Linked DNA regions of Homo sapiens: region 1 is linked to region 2. A link is a loop called in an ENCODE intact Hi-C map of the cell type or tissue named here. Cell type or tissue: right lobe of liver. All regions are shown on one strand. Each heading gives the region's core, and the rest is flanking DNA. Links, peaks and the distances in the headings are about the cores only.

Region 1 (9,818 bases), core at 1,140-9,139, 480 kb after region 2:
AAGAGGTAGAGATAGCAATCCAACAAGAAAATAAATATCAAATGACAAATCTGATACATTCTCGGAAGGAGCAGTATGTGGTGGATTGACAGAGGGTAAGGGACCCTCTTCCTTGCAGAAGTGACTTCTAAACTGAAGTGGAAACTGGTCATTGCCAACACAACCGAGAGGGGAGTGGGGCTCTGAAGAGGGTGAACACAGGGCTGGTGTGAGGAAGCAAGCTTAACTTAAAGAAATGGAAGCAGGGTTTTGAAGCCAAGTTATGGATTTTGGATTTTAATCTAACAGTAGTGAGAAACCCTGTGTATTAGTTAGCACTCATTAGGTAATGCTGTGTAACAAACAGATGCAGAGATCTCCATGGCTCAGTAACAAAGGTTGATTTCTCACTTGTGTTCCGTCTTGACTCTGGGCCAGCTGCAGCTGTGCTCCATGGACCCTGTTCACTGTGGGACCCAGGCTAAAGAAGCAGCTTGAATTTGGGTCATGCCCATCTCGTGGCAGAGGGAGAAGAGGCATGTGCCACCTCTGATCACATCCTTGGGTTAAAGAAAATCCCATGGCAAAACCTCAGCCAGGAGCCTGCAGGGATGGGCAGATAGAGAGGGGCAGCAATAATTAGGATTAGGGCCCCTTCCTGTGGGCTCTTGAAGGTTTTACATGTGCACAGGATTGCTGGTAATGGAATCAGATCTGTTCTGAAAGGTGTAGTGATTGGACTGATGGTAACAGAATCAAATCTGTTCTGAAAGGTGCAGCGATTGGACTGATGGTAACAGAATTAGATCTGTTCTGAAAGGTGCAGCGGTTGGACTGATGGTAACAGAATTAGATCTGTTCTGAAAGGTGCAGCGATTGGACTGATGGTAACAGAATTAGATCTGTTCTGAAAGGTGTAGTGATTGGACCCAAGTGGGTGCAAGAGTAAATAAGTGAGGCAAGAAGAGGCTCAGGTAATGCTCCAGGTGAGGAGATGGTAGTGGGAGGGTGGAGATGCAGAAAGTAGGTCGGAGAAAGAATTTGAAGGCAAAAAGAATAATCTTGGTGACCACTTTGTGGGTGAGGGAGAGTGAATGTCAAGGATGACCCCCCCCCCAAATTTTTGCCTTATGTAGCTGGGTGAATGAGGGCATTGATAAATGGAACACTGGGAATGAGCATGTTTGACAGAAGAATATCATGAATTTGGTTTTGAGTATGTTCAGTTTGAGATACCTTGGAACCATCCATGTGGTTTTACCATGTTAAGTAAGTAGTTGGTTATTTACTAGATTATTTGTAGGAAATTTTTTTTTCCAATTTCTTTTAGAATATTACCTAAAAGTTATACTGAGAGTGACTTTTTTTTTTTTCCTTTTGAGACAGGGTCTCACTCTGTTGCCCAGCCTGTAGAGCGGTGGCATGATCTGGATTCATTACAGCCTCAACCACATGGGCTCAAGTGATCCTCCCACCTCAGCCACCTGAGTAGTGGGTAGCAGGGACTGCAGGCATGTACCAAAATGCCAAGCTAATTTTTATATTTTTTGTAGATATGGGGTCTTGCCATGTTGCCTAGGCTGGTCTGGAACTCCTGGGCTCAAGAGATACTCCCACCTCGGCCTCCCAAAGTGCTGGGATTCCAGGCATGAGCCACCACACCCATCCTTCAGAGTGACTTTCTTAGTGGAAATAACCTTTGTGTTATCATTTTATCATTCTTTTTTTTTTTGAGATGGAGTTTTGCTCTGTCACCCAGTTTGGAGTGCAGTGGTGTGATTTCGGCTCACTGCAACCTCTGCCTCCTGGGTTCAAGTGATTCTTCTGCCTCAGCTCCCCAAATAGCTGGGACTACAGGCGCACACCAACACGCCCAGCTAATTTTTGTAGTTTTATTAAAGATGGGGTTTCATCATGTTGGCCAGGCTGGTCTTGAACTCCTGACCTCGTGATCTGCCCACCTCGGCCCCCCAAAGTGCTGGGATTACAGGAGTGAGCCACTGTGCCTGACCCCATTTTCTCATTCTTAGAATACATAGATATTTAAACATTGTTGATGGGTAACAACTTTTTCCTATTTTTTTTGTCTTAGGTTATTTAATAGAAGGGAAATCACTCTTCCTTTATATTTCTCATTTATTGATACAAGTGTTCCTGCTTAACCACAAACTAGATAATACGCCTCCTTTTCCTTGGTAACACGGTGGGTGGGAGCCGAGGCAATCAAAGTGTAAAAATCAGACAGCATCTCTTCCCGCCACTGTGTCTGCAGACCTCCCAAACTGAGGCACGGTGCTGAACACCTCCAGCATTTTCATATCAGAAAACTGGCAAATATAGTCAAGGACGATGAGCAGCTGAAATTACAAAGGGCTCTTGGACCACTGAGACAGGATTTTTAATCCTTTTAGGATCAGCCAACCTTTTCTGAGTGTTGCTTCATCTTATGTAAATTCTTAGAGTTCAAGAAAATTCAGTATTTAGAATACAAAGCAGGATGGATCCAGGCTTTCTTTCTTTCTTTTTGTTTCTCCTAGTATTTCTATAGTAAATACGGTTTCAGAAAACACCCCATGTGATTTTGAAACACATTTTGGCTGGAATCTTGGCAACACTCGCCCTTCTCCAAGTGATGCCCTTTAACACACTATTGGAGCTATTGGACCGAGATTCAAATCTCGGGGAATGTCAGGTATCTCTGAAACACGAAGGGAAGTGTGGAAGTGCTTGGGGAAAGTGTTATAGTAAAAATCACAGTATTATGTTTTCCCACCTGAACGCCATCCAATAAACTATTTCTCCATTTCGTTCACAACATACCAGGAAATTACTACGCTCAAAATTCTGTATTACTTCTAAGTCCAACAAGCCACAGATACAACTCAACAAGTATGTGTTCATTGGATGTGAGCCCTGGGAGGCCGGTCCTCTTCATCTTGGTCTTCCTCAAAGCATCTGTCACAGAGGCATAAAGGCAGGTACAGGAATGGGTCTTGCTGCATTGGACCTGTTGCCTATGCTTTGGTTTGGGGAGAGAGTATATACCCCTCAAAGGCAGCTTCCACCTGCTGGCCAGTGGGGAAGAGTTTAACATGACCTAACTTAACTCTGTGCTGGCCAGCTGGGCTCTGAAGTCCTAAAACCGAGCTGGAATCCCGACTATGGTTTACCAGCCGTGTAATAACCCTGAGCTGGTTACATGATCTTTAAACCTTCATTTATGCACAGAGCATATGCAGGAGTTAACTGAGGTGATGTACAAAAAGTGTACAGATAACTATTAACAGTCATCTCGATAATGGGAACGCAAGAGAACCTACAGTGTGTGCTTTTGTAAAACATAGGTAGATGTGAGAAACAGCTCACTTGTACAGTCAATCCTTAGTGGCCCCAGGACAGAGGACTTCTGTGAATTATGGCCCCAGGAAACTTCACTGGAATAAAGACATCCAGCCACTGTACCCTTGAGTGCTCTCAGCTGAAGCCGGGACTTTAAAGGGCCTTGGCATACACGGTGGCTTGTTGTCTTAACCTCAGTTGGGATGAGATAGAATATTCACACCCCTGTCCCCAGCTAAGTTTTTATTAACATTGAGACCCCGTGTGTAGAAGAGCTTTGTGACTGGGTGGTATAATCTATGCAAACGTTACCACACGGAGTTGTTTCTTTCTAGTTTGGTTCACCTTCTTTCCGCAGTGGAGCCGCACGTGTGTTTGTTAGGTGGGTTGAATGCCCTTCCTGAGAAGGAAGCATCTCTCCATGTCTGTGTGCAGGAGAGCGATGACAGAAGGCCACTGTCTGTACCCGGAAAAATCCCAGGACAAGGAGGGCAAAGAGCCCTGGATGTGAGTCCAAGATCTGCTGTCACGTTGTATGGATGTGGGCAGGTAAGTGCCGGGCTCAGAGTCCTCATCTGAAAGATGAAGACCAGAGTTGCCCCTCCATTTTGCCTTGCAGCATTTTTCTGGGTATCAAGAACAAAGGTGCAAGAGTCTTATTCATTCATAAAAGGAAGTTCTGACACCTGCCACACCACAGCTGAACCTTGAAAACATCGTCCTACATCAAAGAAGCCAACGCACTAGGACAAATATTGCAGGATTCCCTTTATGTAAGGTTCCAAGAATAGGCAAATTGATAGATGCAGAAAGGAGAATGGGCGTTCCTAGGGCTGGGGGCCAGGGGATTAGGGAGCTGGAATTTGATGGGTCCAGAGTTCCCGTTAGGGACGATGGAAAAGTTCTGGAGATGGATGGTTGGTGATGGTTGCCCAAGAATGCAAATGTACTTTATGCCACTGAATTGTACCTTAAAGACGGTGAAAATCGTAAATTTTTATGTTGTCTATACTCTACCACAATAAAAATAGCAAAAAAACTCCAATAACCATGGAAAGTCATGGTACAAATTCAGGTTATAATATGAAACGTCAGTTCTCTTTTTCCCAGGGTAAAAGAGACATGGAAAAGAGAGGAGACGAGGGCTGATGGCCTGTCTGTTGGTCCTTGACGTTTTCGGCTTTGCCCGAGCCTGGTGGCTGAGCAGACGCAGAACCAGCAGCCGGGGCCTGGGCCTGGCTGTGGCCCTCTGTTTACTCGTCCTATCCTTGTTTCTTCTGTAAAATGAGGCATTCATTCCAGATGGCCCTCCACGACCCCACCTCACCCCCATAGCGCCACAATTCTCAAATTTCATTCACTTTCTTTTGATCTAGCTCTGTTCTTTTAAGTAATGTCATCTTGGCTTACTTTTTATAAACACATGGGAGCAAATCGTATTTGATTATTAACTTAAAAAAAAATTAAGAACCACCAAGGTGCTATAGGTTCTGAAAAACACCCTTTCCAACGATAAACACCCCATGCAGGGCTTGGCGGCCCAGGTGGCCGAGTCGCCGGCCTTGGAGGGGGCAGCCTTGCTGCTCTTCTGCGCCCTCTGGTGGCCTCTCTCCATCACCGTCGCCACCGCACAGGATTCTTCGGGGCTTGTGCCTTGGGCTGGGTGAGGACACTCACTTGTCTGAGGAGGAGATTTACTCTGGCAAACTTGTGTCTGGTGCTTCGAGTAGAGAGATGGAAAATGACAACTTTCTATTCTGAAAGGCTCTCTATTAGTGGCCGGTGATGAAGATGCCAGAAAAAAGTGGCCCATCCATTATATTTATGTTGTGTGATATTGGACCACAGAGGGTAAAGTCAATGAGCAGAATAAGTAATTGTAACAAGCATTTTCATTCCCTTGGCAGGAATTTACTCATTAGCAGTATACCTATTTTATACGGGGAGATTAGATAAATTAGAGATTAAAGAAAGTGGAACAGATGTTTTTCCTCTGATAAGCATCATTCTATAAGAAAACTCCAGAGGGTTAGAATCAGTGCAGAAAGCAGGAATGCACATTATTTTTTGGTGCTTCCACATTTTGAGAAGGCAAAAAAAAAAAAAAATACTAGGTGGGGGGAGGTTGGGCCAGCGCAGGGTTGCACGCGTACAGCACACCGACACCTCCATTGTAACGTGACTAATAATAGAGCCTTCTGTTTTTTGAGTACGTGCTAAGTGCCTTGTGTACTTTGTGAGCTCTGTGCCAGGTGCTTTGTGGATGTTCTCTTTAATCCCTCCAGTGACAGCGGTGGGGCAGCTGTTTTGTTTCTATTTCACAGATGAGAAAGGCGGAGAGGCTCCAAAAGGGCTAATGATTGGATGGAGATTGGGTCAAGCAGTGGTTCTCAGCCGGCAGCATCATCATTGCCTGGGAGCTTGTTAGAGATGAAGATTCCAGGCCCCACCCTAGACTTCCTGAATCAGAAACTTGGTTGTGGGGTGTGGGGATCTGTACCTTTTTTTTTTTTTTTTTTTGAGATGGAGTCTCGCTCTGTCACCCAGGCTGGAGTGCAGTGCCTCGATCTCGGCTCACTGCAACCCCCACCTTTCGGGTTCAAGCAATTCTCTTGCCACAGCCTTCCGAGTAGCTGGGATTACAGATGCCCGCCACCATACCCAGCTGATTTTTGCATTTTTAGTAGAGACAGGGTTTTACCATGTTTGCCAGGCTAGTCTCAAACTCCTGACCTCAGGTGATCCACCTGCCTCAGCCTCCCAAAGTGTTGGGATTACAGACGTGAGCCACCATGCCCGGCTGTGGATCTGTTTTTTTTTTTTTTTTTTTTTTTTGGCGACGGAGTCTTGCTCTGTCACCCAGGCTGGAGTGCACTGGTGCGATCTCCACTCACTACAACCTCTGCCTCCCAGGTTCAAGTGATTCTCCTGCCTCAGCCTCCCAAGTAGCTGAGATTACAGGCGTTCACCACCACACCTGGCTGATTTTTGTATTTTTAGTAGAGATGGGGTTTTACCATGTTGGCCAGGCTGGTCTTGAACTCCTGACCTCAGGTGATCTACCTGCCTCGGCCTCCCAAAGTGCTGGGATTACAGGCGTGAGCCACCACACCCGGCCGGGGATCTGTATTTTTAAGGAGCCCTCTGGTGACTCTGATGCTGTTGAAGTTTGGGAGCCACTGACCTAGAGCACTGGTCCTCAATCCTCACTGTGCATCTGAATCCACTGGGAGGTTAAAAAACAAAGCCACAGGGGCCTGGACCCCAACCCTTGGAGCTTTGGATGTAATTGATATGGGTGGGGCCTGGGAAATTGTTCCGTGCAGCCAGGCCCCAGGCCCAGTGGGGCGGAGAAATGGCGTGGTGGGAACGGAACTCAGGGCAAGTCTTGTCTCATCTCCAGACCTCTGCTTGGAAGCAACCCGGGCCATTTCTTCAGTTCACAGCCTGCTTGGGTTGTGGGAGACCGCCGAAGACATCTCCTGATTCTACCCAGGAGTCAGAAAGGGCTAACGGCCGGGCAAACAGGTTCCACGTGGACCTGCCATTGTGTGCTCGCCAAACCCAGGGTGGGCTGCCATCCAGTTTTGGCCAGGTGGCTTGACCAGAAGTTGGCTGCTGGTCTTCTGGGGGAGATTTTGTTTTCCTTTAAGAGAGAGCTCCAGGAGGAGACAGCAGATAGACCTCACAGCCTCTCCTTCCTCTGAACTGTGTGGTATAGGGGGCAACGCCTGGCTGTTGCAGCCCTGACTCCCGGACGCTCCCATCTGAGCAAGGGGGGAGGGTGGGAAAAACCTGCCTTGACGGGGCCACCGACAGCACCGTGGCCACTCTGCCTCTGCACTTGCCACAGGAGGAAGCCTTCCCTGGTCCAACTGGAAACCCAACTCAGGTAGCCCCTCGCACCCGCTGCCAGGCAGCTGTCCCATGCCACCCCTCGTGGTCTGTGGCTCAGGTTCTGGGCTTCTGTCCTGGCTTGCTTACCTGGCAGGATGCCAGCTCAGTCACCATCTCCCCACTTGCCTGACCTTCTCCCCCTCCCGCTCCTGAGTGCGCCCTGTGTTGCCGTGTGGCTGTGTCTGCACCTGTCTTGTCTTTGTCAGTATTCACGTTTGAATTGGTCGCACTGCCCAGCACACAGTCTGGGTGAGGCTCAGTGCAGTCAGTGAGCGGTAACTCGTTCTTGTGTAATGAACACATGAAGCGGGGTGGATGCCTGCCAGACACCAGGGTTCAGCCTGGAAGGGGATTTGAAGAGACGTGTGAGTCCCCAGGAGTGGCTCAGAGTCAGGTAAGCATCTGGAGAGTGAGCCCGGGATTTCTCTGCAGTCACGATTTCCATAACCAGAGTGGCCCCCTTCTAACCCTGTTACCCTCCATTAGGGTCTTGCCTTTCTGGGAGCTGTGTTGTTGGCTCAATTCCTTGTGTCTCCACTTGTGACACAGTGAGGTGGCCTTACATATGCGTGCCTTTTCATTCTTACAGGTGCCTTCTCAGGTCCTTCCTTCCAGGTGGGAGAGAAACTCCATTTCTCCCTGCAATAAAAGCTTTATAATGGTATCTATGTAGATGGCAAACTGGCACAGGAGAGAATGATCTGTAATTATAATAACATTTATTCAGTTGTTTAGCCATTCATTTCTTAATTAGACAAATGTTTATTGAATATATACTATGTACCAGACATCAGTCCAATCAATCAGTTAATAGGAAATTAAAGTCTATTTTACAAAGTTCTGTGATAGGGACCACAAAGCATTGAGGAAAAGCTCCCAAACCAGTGATGGAGAGGGTGTTAGACAGTGTATCCCAGGAGGAGAAGGGGCCGTGCTGGGATCTGTGTGATGTGGAGGGTTTTCAGATGAAGAGGAGGGAGAAGAGAATAAGAGCAAAGGAAACAGGCTCTGCCAAAGGCCACAAGATGAGAGGGAGCTGTGAGTCTGGGGACCAGCCTGGGGTTCAGTGTCAGGGGCCAGAGTATGTGGGCGGGGGTATGGTGCCTTGCTCCCAAGTCCAAACTTCATCCCGAGCTCTCCATGTACCCATTACCCAGCTTCCATACTGATAAGTTCACAGCTGGCTTTATCTCTTCTACCACTCCCTTCCCATCTCCAAACTTAGATGATTTTGAAGCAAGGTCCTAATAACATTTTAAAAACATTTTAAAAACATTTTAACGTGTATCTCTGAAAGACGAGAACTTGCTGAAAAAACAGAACCATGATTTCATTATTGTATCAAAAAATTAACAATTCCTAAATAACATCAAACATCCAGGTGGTTCTTAAATTTCTTCTGATTTTTCTAAAAAATATTCTTATACTTTATTTGAATCAGGATCCAATAATTATATATATATTGCAATTGATTGATATGCTTCTTAATTCATCTTTCTTTTTATTTCTGTGCAGTATATTTGTTCAAGAACAGGGTTTCTTTGTCCTGTGTTCCCCACAGTTTAGATTTGCTGACTACTTCCTTGTGGTGTCATTTAACATGTTCCTCTGTCCCCTGTTCTTACTGTAAATTGGAAAGTGGGTGAGATTCAGGATTGTTTTGTAAATCTCATAGGTGGTGTCTCAATTCATAGCACTGGAGTGTCAGCAACCTTTCCAAGGTACCTTTAAAGCAAAAGAATACCCAACAGTTCTGTTGATGAAGTAGCACATTCAAAAAGCCTCAGAAGTATTTATGCTCTAACAACTTAGTGGTTTTTTGAAAATGAATGAATGTAAATTAAATGAAAAAAATTTTCATTGCATTCTTAAATATTGCAATTACTTACTAGTTGGGCACCACATGGTTTCTCAAACTTTGGAACACTGCTACCTTCATTTCTTCTTTCATCTGGATTTCTGCATGGTATGTATTTTTTTATTACTGTGATAAAATATACCTAACATGAAGTTTACTATTTTAACCATTTTTAAGTGCACACTTTAATGGGATTAAGTACCTTCACAATGTTGTGCAACCATCACCACTATCCATTTCCAGAACTTTCTCATCACCCCAAAGGGAAGTTCTGGACCCATTAAACAATATCTTCCCATTCTGCACTCCCCTAGCCCCTGGCAATCGCTATTCTACTTTCTGTCTCTGTGACTTTGACTGTGCTAGGTGCCTCATATAAGTGGAATGATACTTATCCTTTTGTGTTTGGCTTTTTTCACTTAGCATGTTTTCAGTTTTCATCCATGTTGTAGTATGTTTCAGTTCTTCCTTTCTTTTTAAGAATGAGTAATACTCCATGGTACGGATACACCACATTTTGTTTATTCATTCATCTGTTGATGGACATTTGGGCTGTTTCCACCTGTTGGCTATTGTGAATAGTGCTGCTGTGAACATAGGTGAACCAGCATCTCTTTGAGCTCCTGTGTTCACTTCCTTTGGGTATATAAGAAGGTGCTTACTTTTTATCACAGCAGTCTGGAAAACCCAGCATCACACACATATGATATCATTGAAAGGAATGTAGCTTGACTTAATGAGGAAA
Region 2 (9,818 bases), core at 739-8,738:
AAGCACTCTGCGCATCCCTCATCTATCACACAGCCAGCTAAATAATGCATTGCGTCCCCCGCTCATCTTTTATCATCCCAAATGACAGGTATTAGCATATCTCCCCAGTCAATTACAGTGCAGCAGAATAATCACAGCATAATTGGGCGAAAGCCACTCTAATCACCAGCCCTGCAAATGCGCAGAATAAAAACTGAGTGGCAGTTCAGACAGGCCTTGCTCTTGTCCATGACTCTAGCCAACAAGCCTGGCAGATCTCCATTTCCTGCCTTTTAGAACTTATCCTTTAGGGAGGTCAACTTCTCTAGGCCTCCTATGTAAAAGGAAAGAATGCATACATGTGTGAATGGGAAATATTTAATGTGTAACACACATATATGTGCATCTATTAATATTGTGCCTGCGATGTTTGCACATACTATTACATAGCACATCATAAACCTTTCCACTGTTGATCAGGAAACAAAAAAGTCATTTTATGAGTATGATGTCATTAGAAGTACTATTACAGGGCTCATATGAAGGTAAAACAAAAAAATTAACTTTTTTAATGAAGGTTATTTACTACCAAAATTGAAGCCCTCTAAGTGTCTACATGATAAAGAAATACCTTCTGCATCATAAAACTCAGGATTTCTTCTTCCCAAATTATTCATTTATCACAAGTAACTTTTTTATTTTTGAGATAAGATTCTCGCTCTGTCGCCCAGGCTGGAGTGCAGTGGTGTGATCTCCGCTCACTGCAACCCCCGCCTCCTGGGTTCAAGCAATTCTCCTGCCTCAGCCTCCTGAGTAGCTGCGATTACAGTCACGCACCACCACGCCTGGCTAATTTTTGTATTTTTAGTAGAGACGGGGTTTCACCATGTTGATTAGGCTGGTCTCAAACTCCTGACCTCATGACCCACCCGCCTCGGCCTCCCAAAGTGCTGGGATTCTAGGAGTGAGCCACCATGCCCAGCCACAAGTAACATTTTTTAAATTGAGTTATCTGTTGTTCTTCCTTGTTGGGGGACTGGGTACAGGGGGTTTCATTGATGATATACAAAGTGGAGCTCCTTTGGCCCCTCCCATTCTTCTGGGCATCTGAGATGGAAACTGTGGGGATGGAAGACCCTCAGTGAGGTGGGGGCTGAGTCAGGGAGAGACACCCCACAACTGAGAGTGTCTCTCTTCCTTTTGCTGGTGCTGATGTTCCAGGGGTCCCTTACTCCTTGGAGGCCACAGGCGTTGTTATTCTTGGACTGTAGCAGCATTCAATGCATGTTTTAAAATCATGATGATATGAAGTGCAGGTTAACACATTAAGATGACTGAAGAAAAGACACTTATCCTTTTATGAGGAGATTAAAACTTAAATGAGACAAAAATAGGAATACAATGTGAGAAGCTTTAATATGTAATGTGAAGATTTAAAAAGAAAATTCTAGAAATGTTTCGAAAATTTGTTTGAAATTAATTTTAGAATACTTCTTAAAATTTTATTGATTTTACCGTGATATTTAATGGATAAGATAAGCCTATATCCAATTCTCATTATAAATAATATGTATTCATTTGCTGCTCTGTTCTTCACCTCCCCTCTTCCTCAATGAGATACAAAAAAATTTATTCTGAAAGGAAAACTTAATTTGTGGAAGAGTGAAGGGAGGTTAAGAGACATTTCTTATAAAAATGTACATGGCTTCTTAAGAAACAGCCAATTAAATGCTTTAAACTGCCATGTGTAGCTAGGGGAAAAAAAAGAAATCTCCTGTAGGACTTAACTTCCTCTACGCCGATTTCAAGGGCCAGTCCTGTCCCTCCCCGTACTTCTCTCCAGTTCCTCACACTGACCCCTCCTTTTCACATGGCCATCTAAGGCCACACCTACTGCAAGGAGAAAACTGCCCAGCTACCAAAGGAAGGTCACACTTGAGGAGCACTCTGGCCAGAGAGAGAGAAGGCTTCATCCCACCTTGGCCACGGTCTAGAATCGGCCATGGCAGAGTGGCCTTGCTGGGCACAGTGAGCAGCAAATCAAGGCAGCAAGTCTTTTTTTTTTTTTTTTTCTCCAGACTGAGTCTTGCTCTGTCACCCAGGCTGAAGTGCAGTGGCATGATCTCAGCTCACTGCAACCTCCACCTCCTGGTTCAAGTGATTCTTGTGCCTCAGCCTCCTGAGTAGCTGGGATGACAGCTGCCCACCACCACGCCTGGCTGATTTTTGTATTTTTAGTAGAGATGGGGCTTTACCATGTTGGCTAGGCTGGTCTTGAACTCCTGACCTCAAGTGATCTGCCCGCCTCAGTCTCCCAAAGTGCTGGGATTACAGGCGTGAGCCACTGCGCCTGGCCTTAAGGTAGCAAGTCTTGGTGACTTGGCACACTGGAACACAGAGCCACTGCGGGCTGCATGGATGCTCTGCTGTGGCTATGCACAAACGAATAAATCACACATGGCAAAACTCTCTGCTTAGTGATTCCATCGTAATCAAGACACCAGCCGAATTCAGGGAAGCATGAGATCAGGCGACTATGACAACAAAGCAAACAAGATATGATATTTATTACTCTTATTATTTAGAACTTGTAATATTTTCAACCACAATTCTGTCAGACAATGTATTCCTTCAATACACAGGAACACACTAAGGCAGTAATACATTATCAAAAGCCAACTGTTAAAAGACCAGAGTAAAAGCAGAATTTAGACAAAACAAATAGTCTCCCAGACTTTTTATTCCTTCCAAACTTGTTATTTTAAGTTATAATGTGAAATGTTTTATTTGCATTATCACTTCCAGAGCTCTGCATGCATTTCTGTTGGCATATCTTTGCAAATGGACCCACAGGATGCATTACTTCGGTTGTAAAATGGTACTTTTATTGCTTATTTGGGAATATCTTTTACAAGTATTTATCAGTGATACATCTGTTATGCAAGTATTAATTCAACAGGTTTCTTAATCCAAATCTGATTTTTAAAAATCATCCCTGATATATTCTTTAATTCACATAAATGTTCTACTTGGCTTTAAGCATATTCCAACATATTGGCTCTTTCAACACCAGCCACGTTGACATTCTCAACTGACTTGCAAAAATTGACATGGCTTGGGAAGAAGCCAAATTTAAGGCAGGAGGAGGGAAGGAGGAGGGCTTTCACCATCTGAAGAAACAGAATCTGCTTTAAAACTTGGCAGTGCAGAGAACCTAAAACACACGCAATCAAAATCACCCCCATCTTCCCTAGGATATTTTCTTTGCTTCTTCCCAACAAAATCTCAAGTAGCTTGATGATTACTAATATGATCACAGTAACTGCATGCAAAGGAATTTTACAGGCAAGTCCTGAAACACGCCTCTAATTACATGTGCATGTCCCAAATGAACAGGTGTTTGAGGGTGGGGATAAGAGAATATATGCATTTTTATTATTACTAGAAAATTAAGTCCTCAAAAACTAGTGCCAAAATAATGTCCCCAGAGATACATGGAGTCAATCAAACTCTAAATTATACAAGTAAATAAGCTTGCTTCCAGCATAACTCCTTGCTCTCTTAAAAAGACCACTTTTCAGACACATAGCACGTGAGGCCATGTTTAATTCCTAACGTCTTTTTACAAAAATGAACAGAATCTGACAAAGGCAGGCATGAACTACACTAAATTATGGTCCCTCCACTCACCTTATCTTCACCATCACTAAGGCAGGGCAAACATTTCTGCACAGTGGACTTGGTAGATCTTGGGACAGCCGCGATGCTGTCAATGAATCTATCTAAACACTCTGTCATCTACCATCATCTGACAGAATACTTGGTCTAGAAGAAATGGAGTTCCTATTACACCAAGAACTCCTCTGATTATAATATACTACTTCTGATTTTGCATATAATGCCAAAACATATTCTGGAAACGTCACACCTTCTTTGCTGGGCTTTCTGGCCTACTGGGTACTCTCATGTCAGTTAAGCTCCACAAACATCTCGTGATCACCTAATACCTCACAGAGTGTGCTCATACCCATTCCAATTGGAATAAACTACTTTTAAAGAAAAATACCGTTTTCACTATTGAAAGCTGATCTAAAATGATATTAGAGTCCTAGTACATTGGGTTGAACCATATGAAATTGCCAACATTACACCATTTTTTGAGCTGCGAAATGCCAATTCTGTAAAATGTAACCTAATATAGAGTTCCTAAACTTGAGAGGACTGATTTAAAAAAACAACAACACAGGCATTGCTGGAATTTTTTCATAAAGTACACAGGCCTGGGAAGCAGCAACTTCTAGCTGAGCTTTACCACTAGACAGTGCCTAAAATAAGTCACTTTCCCTCCCTCAGCCTTTTTCATTGTGAAAAAAAGAAATTGAAAAAATCTTAGGTTACATTTTCTCTTTGAGAAAAATGCTGAAAAGTAACTGGCCATAGCAGCTCTAAAGGAAATTAGGAAAGAAGACTAAAGGTGGCAGAAAATAAAATTTCTATATTTTACCTTTCTTTTAAAAATTTTTGCCTGGCTTCACTTAATGAAAGGATTTGTTTGTGGACAACAATACAACAACAAAATTCTATTTTTCCCAAGACAACAAGAATATCTTAGTCTAGGAAACATCAGCAAGAAGAAATGGAAGACTAACAAATGGTAAAACACTTGTACTTCCAATGAATACAGGAGGCCTGTTAGCATTAAGGACCTGAAGAATTTTAGAGCTGGAAATAAATTTAATGATGTCTAGAAATCAATTCTCCAACCTCACAATGGGACTTACAGTAGAATATGGGTCTGTTCAACTCCCAGTCAAGTAGTCTTAATTATAAAATGGCAGGAAAAAAATCCTATTCCATATTTAATCCAAAGCCAGACATCAGGTGAGACCCCTAACAGCTCTCAAGTAACTCCTCATCAGCCACTCCAGGCCTTTCATTAACAGGGCTCTAACCTGCCTCTTCACTGCATATGTTTTGGCCTCACAGTCTTGTCTTTTCTGAGTTTTAGACTTGTGTATTCCTCTAAAGACAAAATTGGAAAAAAAGCTAAAATATCCCTTCAAAAGATAATTAAACCTAACAAAGAAAACTGTATCAAAATATTACAGGTAAATATACATAAAGTATTTCCCCCAAATCATTTCTAAATAAAAATAAAGCAAATTTGTTTTAAACTCAAACATGTAACTGTCTGAACTACCAGCAGATGGCAGAGGCAGAGGCTGGGAAATTTTCTAACAAAAGAAGAGAAGAGCTCAATATGGATTCCTGGATTCCCACATCCGGGAGAACTTGAGATCCTTGAGGTCCTAGAGAAACACTGCAGATTCCTCTCCCCACACCCCCTTGAATCTTTCTTTTAGCGGAAACAGTAAATTTTTTGCTTTAACAATATATATTCTATAATTTTAAGTTTGAGTCAATATTGAAACAGTATGGAATAAACTTGGTCCTCTACTGCTCTAAAGGTTTTGAACAGATTTTAATTAAATAAAAAAGATTAAAATGTAAAAACAAATCTTTCATATTATGAAAAGTAATATGAGTTCATAAGATTATGAGTTCAAAAAAACTGTTTGCTAGTTTTGTTTCAATGACATTGGTTATCTTAAATATACTTTCACCTAACTTATAGTCACACTCACTCAGAGAGTTAGCCAAGTAAATTCACTAGAAAACACATCCCGCTAAGGGTGGAGCTTGCAGTGAGCCAAGATGGTGCCACTGCACTCCAGCCTGGGTGACAGAGAGAGACTCTGTCTCACAGAAGAAAAAAAAGGTCCCGCTAAGAAGACGCAAAGAGTAGAGAAGAACCAGAGTTAATGCAGCTTGACAAAAAATATATATGGTAAATGTTTTTAAACAGAAAATTAGTATATGTTTTCATGTGGTTACACTCATAAAAGAAATAACTATTTTATTGGGTAGAATCTTACAATGCAAAACTAAACACTCTAAATCCAAAATACTATATTGGTAGCCTGGGGCATATCTTAGGCAAATCAATGAATTAATGACCCATCACAAATGTCACTCTAGAAGGATGTCAAATTTCATGACCCTGTTTAAAACTTTTCTATTCTCAAAATCTAATGAAACTTGTCAACTTTATAGTAGTTTATCTTTCTTTCCTAAGCAGAACATCCCCTCTGCTTTATAGCACTCTACCTGAACAGCAAATTCCTTCTGTTTTCTACTATCTTTTCAAATCCCTAGTGTTTAAATCAATTTTTAAAATGGCTGTTCTAATTGTTATTAGAACATTTATATATTATATAAATGGCTGTTATGCTAAAAACTGTCTGTGTCATCTACATACTTGGAACCTGTATTTTCTAGACCAGCTCAGGCAACAGAACTCATTGTTAAGATGGACGCCTCTCTCTATGCACTGTGGCAGTGTGGCAGCCACCAGCAACATGTAATTGTTGAGATGTGGCCAGTGTAACTGAAGAAATGATATTTGAATTTGATTTAGCTTTAAATACTTTAAATAGCCACACATGGCTGGTGGCTGCCACACTGGATAGCACAGCTCTACAGAACCAAAATGAGCAATGAGAAATGATTAAAACTGGAAAAATGTAACAAAAGATACAGAGTCAGAAATGACTAAAAACAAATGGACTTTTAACACAATTCAAACTGGAGCCCTCTAAGTTAGATGGATCAGAAAAGGAAGCTACAAGTGAACCTCCCGCTTTTTCCCAAAGGTCATTATTTGGTTCTTGAGCCAGGAGGCCCATTCAGACATGGGTTGCCATTGTATTTTTTTCTGTTTCCTCCTTAGCCAGTATGATAAATCCTATAGTTAACGACTGCATCATTTTGTTTTTATATGAGGGAAGTGAAATACAGATACTTTCATAATGATCAGATGTCAAAAGACAGAAAGCAGCTCAAATTTAAGTCACTGCCAAATATGATCCTCAGGCTACACATTTTCCACAGTTGAAAATACCTTATTTTAAAAAGATAAAATAAAATTTTCCACTTTTATTCTATTTGAAATTATATTTACGGGTGACTAATCCTTTTGTTATTTATAATTTCCTTAGGTCAAACTGGAATCCATTCCATTTTGTAGAATACAATAAATAGATTCAATTAAGACAATTAAACAACAGAAAAGCATACAATTATATCCAAACTTTGCATCTCTTCTTGGATTTTTCTCTGACATAAGATCATTCCAAATGTTGTGTCCAGAATGTAAGATCCGTGGAAGCAAGGACTTATTATTCTTACCACTGCATCCCTGGTACTTGACAAATAACACGTATATCCCATAGATATTTGTTTGAATGGAAAGCAGTGGAAAGAAGTAGAGTGATATGAATGAATACAACTGCAGAACCTGATTAATGAACATATTTAAGATAAGCCAGGTTAAAAGGAACCAACTAGTTTTTGATGCCAGCCATACCCACTCAATAGCTTCAACAAACATTAACAATGAATATATCTTCCTTAAGGTGGGCATTACAGAGCTTAAATAGGAAATGCCAAGCTCACATATTAGCCCAGATAACAGGAGAATCGGCAAGGAAATCCCAGAATACAGAAGAACACAGTAGTGATATGTTAATATCACACATTTTATGCTCTTAGCAGTGACAATTGTTAACACTATCAGTAAAACTCTTAATCATCAGTACTTATGCACTGTTTACCATGTGAAAGTCAATATGGATATAAAAAGATGAAAAAAATGGATTCTCTAAGCTTACCATATTATGGGGGAAAATGCCACGTAATAGAATTGGGCTAGGCCATATCACGCTGTCTCCCAAATACAAAAGAACACCAAAACAAGTTGGCAGATGAGAAATTCCAAATGAGTCCTAAAGGCAGTGAGAACTGTTGAGCTCTGAGGATGGTGCTCAGAAGGCGCCCATGCCGAGACAAATCATAGAAGAGAGAGGTTAGAATGGAGCCTGGAGGGAAAGCAGGATTTTGAAATGCAGCAAGAGGAAGGGTAAGCATTTCAGGGGAAAGGCAAGGTGGAGACTAGGCTGGAGGGAAGCTAAGGGCAGCAAAGGGCATGGGATATTTAAGGGACTCTGTTAGTTGGGGGTTGGAAGACCAGTTTGAACGCTGATGTTATTTTTCTCTAAGATATCTAATCAACCAAAATACAGGTAAAAAGTAATACAAGTGTAGGATTTACTTTAACATCTTATGTTCAGATACTTTAGCTTAGACCTTTCTCTTTTATAGTAATAAATTTTAGGTGCCTAAAACAAATATTAAAAATTATCACCAAAGAGGATTAAAGTTAAGTGTAGCCTTTGTGCGGTGGCTCATGCCTGTAATCCCAGCACTTTGGGAGGCTGAGGCGGGCAGATCACTTGAGGTCAGGAGTTTGAGACCAGCCTGGCCAACATGGTAAAAACCCATCTCTACTAAAAATACAAAAAACTTAGCTGGGCGTTGTGGCACAGGTCTGTATTCCCAGCTACTTGGGAGGCTGAGGCAGGAGAATCACTTGAACCTGGGAAGTGGAGGCTGCAGTGAGTGGAGATCACGCCACTGTACTCCAGCCTGGGTGACACAGTGAGACTCTGTCTCAAAAAAAAAAAAAAAAAGGAGTGGAGGGCTCCTGTGATCTTGTGGGACCCAATGATAGCATAAATTGCATCATTTTTCTTTTTCTCATTCTTTTTTAGAGTAATACAATATGCTTCCCCTTGATTATCCTTGTAATTCATTTTAAACTGACCTCTCCACATGTATTTTTAATAGTTTATATCAAATATTATAAAAAGAGTCATAAAATTCAGAGTTTTCTTCCCAAAGAACATGTCAGCCAAAACACCCTATCAAAATATTTTTGATTTTGTGGAATTCTGATGTCCATTTAGCCCGGAAGACAGGTATAGCAAATGAATACACTGGTAATACATATTTCTGTCCCTCCATCTTTCAAAGGGAAAAGTCTTTAAAAATTATTTTGAGAATCAAATTACGTTATTGTCAAATAGGCAAGCCCTAAGAATTTACCCCAGGAAATACACTGTATTGAACAAGAGATACATGTTTTCATCTTTGTCATGGCTTTATGCATATTCATTCATTCGGCAGGATATTTAAGAATACACCCTGGAGGAGGAGGGGAAGGTGTAACGTGGGGTATTAGCGGCTTATGTAGCAGAGAGGAGAATCGAACACATTACTGCCTGTCTGTGAAGAGGAAGACGAGTCTGAGAAATCGAGGCCAGACCTGTAGGAGGTGAATCAACAAAACGCTGCTGAGGAAGCCACAGGAAGAGAGTGTGCCAAGGAAGAAGTCCATTAGGTCAAATGCGCAAGGAGGCAGGCACAGGGCAAGTAGTGAACTGCTCTGCTAGATCTGGGTGTGTCGTTGGGGACCTTAGTAAGAGGAGTTGAGTGGGGCAGTGGTGATGGTGGCTAAGAAGATGGGGAGTAAAGACTGAGAGGCGGGTACAGGGTACACCCTATCAGTTCCATCAGTGATCAGGACATTCAGAAAACAGAGAAGGTGCTGGGGCTGACACTGCTGGTGCAAATCCCAGTTCTGTTACTGATTGGTTGCGTGAACTTGAGCAAGTTCTAGACTCTGAGTTCCTGTTTCCTTACCTAACACTGGGGATAACAACAGTGTCCACGTCTCATATGAGAGTGGATTAAATAAAAACGTGCTTTTTTCTAATTCTGGACTTAGCCACCTAATCAGAAGATGAAGAACATTCACAGTCATGAAATTTTGAAGTAACTTATTAGATTAGTAAGATTTCTTAAGAAATTTATTAAGAAGTTTATTAAGTTATGTTTACATGTTTTTTAATGACCCAGGGCTAATTACATACCCCTTTCTT

What was found. A loop is a pair of places that touch in the nucleus more often than their neighbours do. Peaks named below come from ENCODE experiments on the same cell type or tissue, not always from the same donor. Only the 100,000 strongest peaks of a DNase experiment are listed, where the experiment ranks them.
Region 1: a loop joins it to region 2, with 3 times the contacts of the local background. A loop is called at or near these places in 11 of 110 quality-filtered maps.

The regions. Positions count from the first base shown.
Region 1 is chr6:156,559,666-156,569,483 of GRCh38, reverse strand. No RefSeq gene overlaps it. Among named protein-coding and RNA genes, the nearest start is that of SNORD28B, 190 kb to the right of the region's middle. RefSeq lists an enhancer at 4,965-5,214. In right lobe of liver, for the core only: a CTCF peak has its summit at 4,925 (motif pointing left); a DNase peak (open chromatin) is centred at 4,913.
Region 2 is chr6:157,041,409-157,051,226 of GRCh38, reverse strand. All of the region lies in intron 4 of ARID1B (AT-rich interaction domain 1B), which reads right to left. Among named protein-coding and RNA genes, the nearest start is that of MIR4466, 270 kb to the right of the region's middle. RefSeq lists enhancers at 1,758-2,258, 2,259-2,760. In right lobe of liver, for the core only: a CTCF peak has its summit at 5,178 (motif pointing right); no DNase peak of the experiment used is centred there.